3 separate regions of the Homo sapiens genome follow, and regions 1 and 2 are each linked to region 3. A link is a contact called in ENCODE Hi-C or POLR2A ChIA-PET data. All regions are on one chromosome and are shown on one strand. The core of a region is the stretch at or near the end of the contact, and the rest is flanking DNA. Distances in the headings are between cores, read along the strand shown.

Region 1 (4,389 bases), core at 384-2,883, 320 kb before region 3:
GTACGGGCACCAATGTGGTTCTGACCTGGAAGCGAGTAGACCTGAGCCCTGACAGCCACTTACGATTGCTGCTATCTTTGGTTTAATCATTGTATAGCAGAGACAATAGTTATTGTCTCAACCAAGATTCATTTCCCTAGGACAAGTTACTTTATCTCTCTGGACCTCAAGATTAAGAGGGTCTGAAGGGATCATGCTGGTGGTGGTAATAAAAATAGCTTCACAGCTGGGCGCGGTGGCTCACGCCTGTAATCCCAGCACTTTGGGAGCCCGAGGGGAGCGGATCACGAGGTCAGGAGATTGAGACCATCCTGGCTAACAAGGTGAAACCCCGTCTCTACTAAAAATACAAAAATTAGCCGGGTGTGGTGGCAGGCACCTGTAGTCCCTGCTACTCGGGAAGCTGAGGTAGGAGAATGGTGTGAACCCGGGAGGCGGAGGTTGCAGTGAGCGGAGATCGCACCACTGCACTGCAGCCTGGGCGACAGAGCAAGACTCCATCTCAAACAAGCAAACAAAAAAATGGCTTCACATACTGAGGTGTATAATTGTGCTAAGTACTTTAATGCGAATTAACTCATATATTTCTAAAGCAAACTCAACTAGAAGATGGGTTCTGTTAGTCCCAATTTATAAATGAGAAAGCTGAGATTTAGGTTGTGTGACTTACCTGAAATCAAAGAACACCGACTAATGCCAGAGCTGAGATTCAGTAGCAAGTTTTAGAGCCTGTAAAGCTTCCAATCGGCACCCCCGGAAGCTCATCCCAGCTGTCACATTCTGTGGATCTGGGGACCTTAAAGAATCATCAAAAGATTGCCTGGGGAAACGAAAAGGTTGAAAACTGATGGGGGAAACCATATTTCAGGGAAATAGGGACGAGGCATTAGCAGAGCTTCAGAGAGGAGAAACATACCATCGTCTGTGGCTCAGAGAATTCAGAACCTAACTACATCAGAATACCGTGATGCTGAAATGCAGTGTGTCTTTCTGGGACACACACCGATAAATCAATGCTGAGATCTCAATTTGTGTTGACGTAGTGATGGTCATTCAGCAAATGAGCCTTCACATAGCAGGCAGTGCCACCCGGAAAGGCACTTCAAGGTTGCTGTATGACAACTAGTCTCACCTTCTCAACCTTTTCATTTTATACCAGTGTCAGCCACAGCTGGAGGACTTGTGAATTTCACTTTAACTATAATATTTAGTGAGGACACACACACACACACTCACACACTGGCACCCACAAAGTCTTCACTTTGAAACAAGGGTGGGTTTGGTTTCCTTCACTTATACAACTGATGCCTACCAGGGATATTTTTGTTTAGACGGCTCATTGGCCACAAACCGTTTCATTATGTGTTGCCCAGTTACCTTGGCTTCCTGCACATTCTTTTGAGCAGATAGTTCATCTCCTTATCTCAAAGAATTGTTTCCCCAAGTGTAGCCCTGGAGCCAATAGCTTTGATACCATCGAGGCAAGAAGGCATTAAACCACCTTTTTTGTAATTGTCTTAGTCTTACTTTTTCATGTCTGTTTCATGAAAAGTTGATGTGGTTAGATTTAAGCTGGGCCTCGCTGAGGGTATCATCTGTGCCTGGGGTTACCCACATCATCACGTGGCTTACCTTCCTTTGCAGTATGGTGATCTTATCTTCTTTGCTGCTTCTTGCCATAGAGCAACCAGCTCCTTCTAGCTCCTATGTGTGTGTGCATGCATACAAGTGTGCATTCGACATGCGTGGAGGCTTGCTCGTGGCAGCAGCTTGTAAAATGACACTTTACCATTCAGAATGAAAACTGGCTGGTTGGGGGCCTTTGCTATACTCTTAGGGGCAAACGACAACAACAACAACAACAACTCCTTCATTGGCTTTTCCATTTGGGAACTTGGAGCAAAGTTTTCCTTAAGTAGATGCATTTCTGTGTAGTTTAAAGTAGTAATTCTTTTGTTCCCTCTGTGTCCCAGTAACTGAGCTGACAACCCAGGGTACAAAGATGAATATGACTGAGTCACTGTCCTTGAGAGAGCCTCAGGACAGCCATAGGAGAAAACATGTTAACAAATAGCTAGAATTCAACTCAGGAAGGGCAGAGAGGTGCCAGGAACAGAGTTCTCTGGGAAGACAAGTGAGGGGACTAGGAGAGAAGAGCCAGAGGAGGCTATGAAAAGGAGCAGGCATTTAAACTCCATCCTCAAAGTCAAGTGCAGGTTTGCCAGTTAAAGAGGGGAAGATATTCCTGGTGGAGAGAATAACCAAAAAAAAAGTAAATGAAGATGTGAAAGTGTGGGCTATGTTTCCTGTGCCCTGAGCAGAGTAGGTATATTAGGGTGAGGCTGTAGAAAGATGGGCCAGCCCAGCTGAGGAAGGACTTAGTGCATTATCCTGAGATGTTTAGCATTCAGGGTATGCTTTAAGATTCAATCCAACAAGTGCACCAGAGACCCAGGAAAAGCAAAAAGAGACATTCACGGACCTTGCCAAAATGGAGAACTTTGCCTTCCCCAGCAAGACAGGGCTGTGCCAGCCGTTCTGTCCCTGGTTCTGACTCAGCCTTTGGCTTTCTTTTCATCAGTCATTTAACCCTCCGAGAACCTGGCTTGCCACGGTCAGAGTGTGAATCTTGAAAGCGTCCTTGACCCCTCCTGACAACTGTAAAGTCATGGGAAGAATTGCTCTTGTAACTCATCTTGCCCTTGGGCAGCTAGTGGACATTTGACCATGACACGTGTAACAAGAACAGTTGGTTTGTGTGGCTGCAGCAGCCACATCACAGGGAGAGGGAAAGAGCTCTCCGCCTGGGAGAAAAGGCCTTGGGAACTGTGTGGGCTCTACCACTCTGATACTGAATGACCTTGGACAAGTTATTTCTCTCCAGGCTCCGATGTCCTCACCTGTAAAATGAGGTACCTGGACTTTATGGCTACTAAGAGGCCTTTTCTCCCTTCTACCGTGTCTGATTCTGCCTTGACTCTTTAATTTTTAGGAAGTTAGAGTGCAGGAGACTGACCAGGGAGCGTCTCTGCTTAACATGGGGACTCTGAGATTTGTGCATGTTTGTGCTTTGAGCAAGGAAAAAACAAATCACCAAGTGGCCCAGCGAGGTTGTTCCTTCTTCCATTTCCTTGCAGCAGAACAGCAGGGGGAGGGAGAGCGGCAGAACCCAGCTTCTTGGCTGAGTAGATCTTGGGTTTGGACATTTGGAGAATTACCTTAGGAATGGAGTTTCACGAGGGGTGTGGTGGGTGAACGAGAAGGGTGGACAGAGAAAGAGGCTGCTGCAGGATGCAGAGAAAGAGCCCACGTTTCAAATGAATACAGCCAGCCCCAGCTCTTCCACCACCCACTCTCACTCAGCAGATGTGGCGGGCTGGCACTCACTGCCCATCTACTTGAAGCTTCCTGGGCTGCGTGTCTTCTTTATCCACCCGATCTTCTACTTTGAAGGCTGAGAACTTTCAGCTCATATGGATTGAGGACTTCTTAGAGCTCCTCTGCCCCAGGCACCAGTTTGGGTTTGGGAGGGGGTGACCATGACAGCCCAGGACCTGTGTGGAGGGTCGGGGGAGGGGTGTGACAGCAGCACAGGGCATCCGTTCAGGTAGAAGGGGCAGTGAAGGGGTCAAGAGCATGGGTTTTGACATCATAAGATCTGCAGTCCAATGCTCACCACTGACCACTGACCCACTGTCAGCCTTCTGAAGCTGCTTCATCTCTACAGGCCTGAAAATGGAAAGTGCAAGTAATGAAACTTCATGTAGGACTCTTGTGAGAACTAACTCAGGAAGCAATGCTTAACGCTGTATCTGATGTGTACTAAGTGGCCCATAAATCATAAATGGTAGCTTTGAAAATATCTATTATGATTAATGCTTTGAACAGTAAGTTAGGGTCAAGATGTAGAAGTTTCTGTTTGCTGAGACTAGGTATTTGGACTTTATCCTGCAGCCCATGGGCAGCCAAGGAAGATATTCCTGCAGGGATGATATTAAATAAATTGCTGTTTGGGGAAATCTTCACCTGTCATCAGTTTGGGGAGAAAGGAGGAATGTTGGCAAGGAGGCTCTGTCAGTATCCAAGCAAAGTGGACGACGGCCCTGGGGTGGTAGAGAAGGGAAGGGGGTGGAAAACACAAATTCGTGAACTTTAGAAAGGAAGATGGCTGAGGAGCAAGGGATGGGTCAGCTTGGCAACCACAGAGAAGGAAGAAGGGGTCAAAGATATGTTTTGAGAAGGCATCCGTGATGGCAGTGACCCAAACTGTAGTGCGAGGGGAGGAGAGACAGTGCTGTTCTCTCTCCTGGGGGAAGGCCACCATCTGGGATCACTGGACCCAGGTCCCACGCCCCCAAGGGCACTGCTTGGCACATTGATTCATTTGTA
Region 2 (4,187 bases), core at 526-3,025, 270 kb before region 3:
GAAAGGCACACACAGTGCAGCAAAGATGGCTTTGGAAGGCTGTCCTGGACAGGAGCTCCAGAACTGTCCCTTCTCCCAGCCACCTCATTCCCACCTATGTATGGCTATCTTTTTTTTAATGGTATAATACACATAATGTACAACTTACCATTTTAATCATTTTTAAGTGTGCAATTCAGTAGCATTTAGGACAATCACAAAGTTATGCAACCATGACACTATCTAGTTCCAGGACATTTTAATTATCCCAAAAGGAAATCCCATTTCCCATTCCCTTCTGCCACTGGCAACCACTAATCTGCTTTCTGCCTCTGTGCAGAAATAATAATAATAATAATAAATATAATTAATAAATATATAGATAATATAATTATATATTATATAAATATATAAATAAAATATATTTAGACATAAATAATGATAAACCTACTCATGGTATTTGTATAAATGGAATAATATATTATGTGGCCTTTTGTGACTGGCTTCTTTCACTGAGCATAATATTTTCAAGGGTCATCCAGGATGTAGCCTGTATGGGTCCTTTATTCTTTTTTTTGTGGCTGAATAATATTCTTTTGTATGAATGTACCACATTTTGTCTATCGACTCATCAGTTGATGAGAAATTGAGGTTGTTTCTACCTTTTTCCAATTGTGAACGGTGCTGTTATGAAGATTTGCATACAAGTTTTTCTTTGAACACTTTCTTTGAGTTCTTTTGGGTATATACCTAGGAGTGAAATTGCTGGATTATATGATCATATGATAATTCTATGTTTGATTTATTGAGGGGCTACCAAATTGCTTTACATAGTGACAACGTTATATTCCAACCAGCATGTACACATAAGGTTTCCAGTTTCCTTACCAACACTTGTTATTTTATTTCTTTTTTTTTTTGGCGGGGGGTGGATAGCCATCCTAGTGGGTATAAAGTGGTATCTGTCTGATTTTCTTTCAGAGTAATTTGTTTTCCCAAATAGTTTAAAGATTTTCAGAGGTGAAAAGCTTATACCGACCTGGTCACTGCCATGGGCTGGCCCAGCCTGACCTGCTAGGTCTCATTACCTCTCCAAGTTTAGAATCAGGCTTCTCCATGTGGGGAAGTCAAAAGGGTGAGTGCCTGGAGAGTCGTGTGCATGGGGAAGCTCTTGAGCTCAAGCCTGTTCCAGCATACATTCTGTGTCTCCCAGCAGAGCTAGAATACCACCCTCACTGTGATACAGAGAGGCACTGAGAGCAGAGAGCCTGGTTCCCGCACCCAGGAGGAGACGTGGCAGAACCACAGCTAAGGCCTGTCTCACTCCTACTTCAGGCTTCTTTCAGTTCTGTCAAGAACCACACATTCACTTTGCACTTCCCTTTTTTGAGGATGCAAAGGTTAAGAAAATGTTATAATGATGATGGTTATATTTGCATAGGCTTTACACATTTTGATACCCACAATGATCCTGTAATGTAGGCAAGACATCAGGTAGTATGATCCCCATTTGAAAGCTGAAGAAACCGAGGCATGAGGCCTTTTGGGTAATTTCCCAAAGTTATCTCCATTACATTACTTTGTCTTATGTAATGTTTTATGGTGGTGCAGTGCCTTACAGTCTACAAGGCATGTCACATCTGGTAGGGATGGAGGTGAGGGGAGAATGGTGGGCTAGGTGAGGGGAGTTGCCATATATAGGGAGGCGCCATAAGGAAGGCCTCCTCTGATTGTCTGTGGTTGACAAATCAACCTGTTGTTTCTGCCTTACTCACCATGGAGGGAGGGAGGGCAGGAAGCTGTTTGAAGTTGTGATATTAGGAGATCAGTGGCTGTTTGAGATCCCTCCTTCATCATTGCATCATATTAGCTACCATATACCACCATGGTATCAAACTGTGCCTCAGCGAAATACAGTTTAAAGACTGAGCCTTCCCTCAGGGAGCTTCCAGTCTAAACAGTTGTCAAATTCTTAGCTCAAAAATACTCTCCCGGGGTTTGGCTGCCCTTTCCAACACAGTTTAGAGAAGAAGAATATAAAAGCAAATTCTACATCTCAAGCAGCCCATTTTGAGTTGGGGTTTTATTTGCTGCTGCTGCTCTTGTTGTTTCGTGGTGAGCACAGGAGTAAAGGTGAAGAGCTCCTGCCAGCCTACAGAAGGTGAATAGCCCATTTGAAACATTGACTTCGGGTTGCCATTTTGAATTCTCTCTATGGCTGTCTCCACCACCAACCACAAACTTCAGGTTGGTTCTTCAGAGGTAAGGACTCTTTTTCCCGGTTCCTGAGGTGGCATACATCTAGTGTGTGGGGATTTTGGATACCTGATATCACCCTATATGCATAGCAAAATGGTGATAGATTATAAATGCCAGTGCTTATGGTAGGTTTCTTGAGGTTTTTATGTAATTGAGAAGCAGTGGGAAGGGGTGTCGCATTTTAGCAACTAAGGTCCAGGATTTGTTTTGAAATGAACCCCTCTGAGGGCAGAATCTCAGCACCACCCATTTTCCACATTTGTGTGGTTGAAGGACAGAAAGTGGACAGGCAGAACTCCAGGCCTACGGTGCTTGTGAGCAGTGAGCCCTAGGATATGGGCGCATGAGGCACAGCACCCTTCTAAACAGAAAGCAAGTAAGGAAGCCAGGTGCTTTTTCTCTGCCTCTGGTTGAATGATAACTCCACCCTATCAGAATAGAAGTACTGTTATTCAACAAACAGTGGCCAATCGTTTAGAAATTAATGATTGCCATTTTGAACATGTATTGGATTTTGCTGTCGGAAACCTGCAGGCAGCTCATAGGGATATTGGGGACTCAGTTAGCTGGTGACGTCAGTGGAGGTTTGGATATCTAAAAGCAAGCTTTGGATATCTAAAAGCAAGCTTTGGCTCAGTGGTATGCACCCAGTATTTTTCCCTAGGACTTTATGGTCGTTTTTCTTCCAAAGGGCAGCATACACACAGGTGTAATGGTTCTCTGGTGACCATGTTCAAATCTATCTAAAAGCCATTTGAAAACACAGGTGATATGTATACTTCATTATGTGCTATAAGTTGGGTAATGGGAGCAAATTAAAAAAGGAAGATTAAACATGGAATATGTGTGCAGGAGGGAGAAAAGGTTTCTCAAGAACGCGGTGAAACAGCAGATTATTCAGCCTTTCTCTACTCTCTTCATTAAAGCAATAGTGTTGGGCTTTGAGATTTTCTGTTTTAGTCAGACCTTTATTTCATTTATGCCAGTATTTGTAAATAATTATATGAATGTGGCATTTTAAGTAGACCTGTTACCAAACAGCATGTTATTTGCAGTGACTGTTTTCTGGGGAAGAAAAGAAACAGTTGAACACACGGCACTCAGCAGAATTGTAAAAAGGCTGCCAAAGAAGGGACTGTATTTTTCTACCTTTTCCCTGTCACCTTGGAGAGCCAGCTGGGACCCAGGTCCTCAAAGAACCCGTTCTAGAGTGCACTGTCTGAGTCAGGAACTTCCCACTGCTTGCTTAATCCGGCAGAATCACAGAGGCACTGAGGCGGGAGAGAAAGCCTGCACGGCTCAAATGTCACAGAGCATCAGGACTGAGGAAGGCTACCCCAGGGCAGCCTCCCAGGATTTGGTGGCCAGTAAGCCTTGGAGTCTAGCCTGGCTTAAGTCCATCTCTGTGGCAAATCACCAGAAAGCTCTTTGAAGTTTCATAAATTCTCCCCCAAGTGAAACATGGACACACTGAATATTTAATTAACTGTTCCCAGTCCTTGGAGGCTCAAGGCTTCCTTACTCTCTGCTTCTCACACAGGCAAGACTTGTGCAGTGAACTTTCGCACTTGACTAAGCACATTCTGATATGGTTTAATGTAGTTCCTTGGTGTTTGAGATGACTTAAGAAACTGGCATCCAGCATCAATATATTGAAAATGTGAAAGGGAATCTGGCAGTTGGGATAATCAAACCACCTTACCTCTGTCTGCATTGGGCATTGCAGTTTGCAGAGCACATGTATTGTGGCTTACCTCATTTGATTACTTCAGCCATGGCAGCATATTTTTTTGTTGTTTTTAAGTGATGAGACTCCAAAGGATGTTGGTGTGTAAGACACTTCTAAGCCTTATTAGTTCTTGAATGAATTTTATGAGTTTGTCTGATCATGAAGACTAAGACTTAGTTACTGTAACCATAATAATAGTAAAAATTAAATGAAGACTACT
Region 3 (4,262 bases), core at 1,561-4,060:
CACTCCAGCCTGAGTGACAGAGACCGTATCTCTAAATATATATATTCTGTTCCAGAAAGTCAATGGGGGCTCTAGAAGGCCAAACCACAACTTTGGGTGAATGCCTATCCAAAGTCAGGGGGAAGCATTGAAACAACGTGATGGAGAGCTGGTGACACAGCAAGGATGAGGCTCAGGCCAGCCACATGCTGGTAAGCTGTGAACAACTGGCTCTCTGGAAAGCAAAAAGTGTCTATCTGTATGTAGATAACTTTGGTATCTATCTCATTGATATAATTTCACATAATTTTCAAACAATAATAAAATATACAATATTCTTTATTTTAAATTTCATATAGACAAATGATTCTCACTGAATGCTCTCATGATTTTTGCTGAACTCCTACATCTATCTGCATGGTTACAACTGAGGAAAGACTAGTTCCAACATGAATGTTGGTTGATATTTTGTTTACATTAATGACTAAGAAGGGAGTGAAACAACGAAGACATTTTGGAACTTCATTCATTCGCCAACAATGACATGAACCACTTCCTTGCTGACTCAGTTAATAGTTTTCAAATACCAGAAGAACATTTCTTCCACTTTTTATGTTATTCACAATGGGAGCACTGGATATGATGTACTGTTAAGTTTAATCTGCATTATTATAATTTTCATCAGTTTTTTTTTTTGTGTTTTTTTTTTGAGGCAGAGTCTCGCCCTGTTGCCCAGGCTGGAGTGCAGTGGTGTGATCTCGGCTCACTGCAACCTCCGCCTCCTGGGTAGCTAGGATTACAGGCACCTGTCACCAAGCTTGGCTAATTTTTGTGTTTTTAGTAGAGACAGGGTTTCACCATGTTGGTCAGGCTGGTCTCGAACTCCTGACCTCGTGATCTGCCCACCTCGGCCTCCCAAAGCGCTGGGATTACAGGTGTGAGCCACCACACCTGGTCTTTTTTTTTTTTTTTTTTTAAGACACAGGGTCTCACTCTGTTGTCCAGGCTGGAATGCAGTGGTACAATCATAGCTCACTGCACCCTCAAACTCCTGGCTCCAACAATCTTCCCACCTCACCTTCCCAAGTAGCTGGGACTACAAGCACATGCCACTACACCTGGCTAATTGTTTTATTTCCTGTAGAGACAGGGTCTATGTTGCCCAGGCTGGTCTCGAACACCTGGCCTCAAGTGATCCTCCTGCCTCAGCCTCTCAAAGTATTGGGATTACAGGCATGAGCCACTGCATTGGGCCATCACCTTCCTGCCTCAGCCTCTCAAAGTATTGGGATTACAGGCATGAGCCACTGCATTGGGCCATCACTTTTTAAATCTAGACAATAAAGCAAAATAATAAATCAAACCCTGATCTGTAACATTTGCCAATTTCTGTGGTGTAAATAATCCCACCAATGGCCATTTTCAAGCCACCCGACCCGCTCTTTCACAGAATACAGAGTAGGGAAGGGATGCACAGCATGGTATAGTATTTCCACCTTCAGATATAAGGATAATTGATGTAGACAACCTGAAGAACATTGATAACAGTAAAATAATCATTAAAAAGTAGTTAATTTTTTATGTCAGGAATGCATCAGTTAATGTGTAATAACAGATTTAATAACTAGCCTTAATAACAAAATTCCTGACATTTTAGCACTCAGCTCTTGCAACCTGGTATGAGCCTTCTCCTAAACACCATGGCCTCTGTCCCAGTTTGCCAAGCGCCCATCTAATGGGATCAGTGAAAAATTCATAGTATACAGTCATTTTTTTTAAAGAAAAAGTATTAGGGAATAGAATTTCCAGAGAAGGTAAGACACGTATCAGAAATAAAAGCACAAGGCGTTTTGAAAAGCTAGGTGAAATAAGGGAGGAACACTGGAGAGATGTCTTTGAGACAGTAGGAATTGAAACAAAAGGTGGATATGTAGGGACTCTGTGTCAGGAAATCGAGAATGTGTGACATTGTTTTGTTTGTCCCACAATGAAGAAGATACATATAAGTAAGAGGGCACTGGACTTAAAATCAGGACAAGAGATTGAGTCCCAGCCATGGGACCTTGGACAAGTCATTTAACATTCTAAACTTCATTTTTGTTTTTGGCAAATCAGAAAACTCGAATCAATCTCTGGTTCTTAACAAAAGGAAGTCAAAGTCTTCGGGGAGCTTTTAAAAAATATTTACTATAAAAATGACAATTGTGGCCAGGTACGGTGGCTCACGCCTGTAAATCCGAGCACTTTGGGAGGCCGAGGCAGGCGAATCACGGGGTCAAGAGATCTAGACCATGCTAGCCAACATGGTGAAACCCTGTCTCTACTAAAAATACAAAAATTAGCTCGGTGTGGTGGTGCACGCCTGTAGTCCCAGCTACTCGGGAGGCTGAGGCAGGAGAATCACTTGAACCCAGGAGGCAGAGGTTGCAGTGACCCGAGGTAATGCCACTGCACTCCAGCCTGGTGACGGACCAAGACTCCGTCTCAAAAAAAAAAAAATGACAATTTTTTTCTTTTTTGACTTATAAAAATGGGAATTTCTCATTGTTCAAACTACTATGTATGCCTGGACGACATCGCCAAAAGTTTCTGGTTTGATATATAGTTCTGGTTTGATATATCTAAGGTGTATCTTTTAAAAGCTCTGTGGGTGTTTCTGATGCATCACCTATATGTCAACTGCTGTACCTGATAATCTCTCAAAGTCTTTCAGCACCAAAGGCCTGTTTGTTTTATTCTAATTTTCTATTTGCAATAGCTGCATGGTAATCTGCTGCCACTAGGTGGTGGTAGTGCGCCACAGTCACACTAAACGTATACTACCTGAAATGTATCATGGTGGCTCTCTGGCTCAAGCTCACCATGTTTGTAAATGAACATCTCCATGTATTTTAACATCCATAAAAAGTGAACTTTTATGACAGCCAAGTAATTTGTTAGCTTATCTTTTAGAAATAACAAAATTGCCAAATTATGTACTTGATACCTTTCCCAGCTCACAACTTCAGCACTTTTTTTTTACGCCTCCTCAGTTCCACCCAAAACTCCATGCCCTAGTTTTGTGCTTCCCCTGCTCTCTGTATGACCTCCAATCCCTGGAATTCATCTCTCAGCTCACTCACTTCCTAATCCTTTTGCAGGATTTCTCCCCAATCAGACAAAATCTATCTCTGTACTTAGAAACACACTACTTCTACCTTGAGGTAGGAAGGTACCTACCACACTTTCTACTTTTCTTCTTCCTCTTTCTAATCCTTCTTCCTCTTATGTGTTATTTAACTCTTAGTATCTTATCTGTTTAATTTTCCAAACCCTTAATCCTCTGAGAACCCCGCCCCCCAAGGAATACTGAAAAGAAGAGGTTTTTAAAAAGAAAAAGAAGCAACCCAAACCCTCATTCTTCCTGAAATGCAAAGTTCAGTATTCGTCTGAGTCATGGAGGTTTACTCACCCTGTTTCTCCCTTCTCAGCTCTCACCTTATAACCCCACTTCACCTCTCGCATCTGATATTTGATAGTTCTCCTTGTGGGTATGACTCTGTTGACTTAATCCAAAAGAAAGATCGCCTTTCTGGTTCTTAGCTATGCCACTCCCAGAACTTTTCAGCAGGCATTTGTTCAGCTGACTTAGTTGAGGTATAAATGATGCTGTAGAGAATAAGGTGTGTCTGCTTGCGTGCCTGCTTTCCCCAAATCCTCAAAACTGAGACTTCCAAATAAGGGTAATCCTCTTCCAAGCAGATAGTGTGGAAGCTGGACATTGGTTCGAGCCACAGTGCCACTGCTCAAAGAACATACGGAATGCTTCATGAGTTTGCCTTGCAACTTATGGCATAATTACACAGACATCTTTAATGATAGTTATTCTGTGCCCTTGCAGTAAGTTTCATTGTTTGTTTGTTTGTTTGTTTGTTTGTTTAAATGAGCTAGAGTGATTTAGAAATAAGGTGAAGCAAATGGGGCAGAATACTTCTGGTCAGAAATGAGGAAAAATGATGGACTCATGAGACTGATTTTCTTATGTGACTCCTAATCCAGATCAGGAGGCAACTCCAGAGAGAGATTTTTGTAAAATGTCTGGGCGGTAGGAAGCTGGGTCAGCTAAAGGTGCTAAAGTGAGGGAAAACACTAATTTCAGAGTAGATTGCTCTTGCTACTTTATTCTGCATAACTTGTTTTTTACACTGCCTAATTTAATGGTTGCCCCATATGAGAACAACTAAGGAGGAATTCTTTTGACACACAAGAGAAGCAGAAAAACAAAACAAGATGACAGTGTAAGT

Evidence for each region. A loop is a pair of places that touch in the nucleus more often than their neighbours do. ChIA-PET counts read pairs that join two places held with the same protein, here RNA polymerase II (POLR2A). Pooled maps may share reads with other maps.
Region 1: a loop to region 3 is called in a pooled map, with 4 times the contacts of the local background. The contact joins two enhancer-like sites. A Hi-C loop is called at or near these places in 4 of 50 pooled maps. POLR2A ChIA-PET finds 5 or more read pairs at or near these places in 3 of 52 experiments (CD4-positive, alpha-beta memory T cell, CD8-positive, alpha-beta memory T cell and activated CD4-positive, alpha-beta T cell).
Region 2: a pooled map shows a loop between it and region 3 (3-fold over the local background). The contact joins two enhancer-like sites. A Hi-C loop is called at or near these places in 6 of 50 pooled maps. POLR2A ChIA-PET finds 5 or more read pairs at or near these places in 3 of 52 experiments (CD4-positive, alpha-beta T cell, activated CD4-positive, alpha-beta T cell and activated T-cell).

Annotation. Positions count from the first base shown.
Region 1 is chr15:60,841,880-60,846,268 of GRCh38, reverse strand. All of the region lies in intron 1 of RORA (RAR related orphan receptor A), which reads left to right. Among named protein-coding and RNA genes, the nearest start is that of RORA-AS4, 80 kb to the right of the region's middle. Within about 2 kb of position 1,633, at least 3 of the 41 ENCODE cell types and tissues checked have a DNase peak (open chromatin) inside an H3K27ac peak, as active enhancers do.
Region 2 is chr15:60,793,224-60,797,410 of GRCh38, reverse strand. All of the region lies in intron 1 of RORA (RAR related orphan receptor A), which reads left to right. Among named protein-coding and RNA genes, the nearest start is that of RORA-AS4, 32 kb to the right of the region's middle. RefSeq lists an enhancer at 1,034-1,213. Within about 2 kb of position 1,775, at least 2 of the 41 ENCODE cell types and tissues checked have a DNase peak (open chromatin) inside an H3K27ac peak, as active enhancers do.
Region 3 is chr15:60,519,464-60,523,725 of GRCh38, reverse strand. The region is part of intron 3 of RORA (RAR related orphan receptor A); the gene reads left to right. All of the region lies in intron 3 of RORA-AS1 (RORA antisense RNA 1), which reads right to left. Among named protein-coding and RNA genes, the nearest start is that of RORA-AS1, 42 kb to the right of the region's middle. Within about 2 kb of position 2,810, at least 5 of the 41 ENCODE cell types and tissues checked have a DNase peak (open chromatin) inside an H3K27ac peak, as active enhancers do.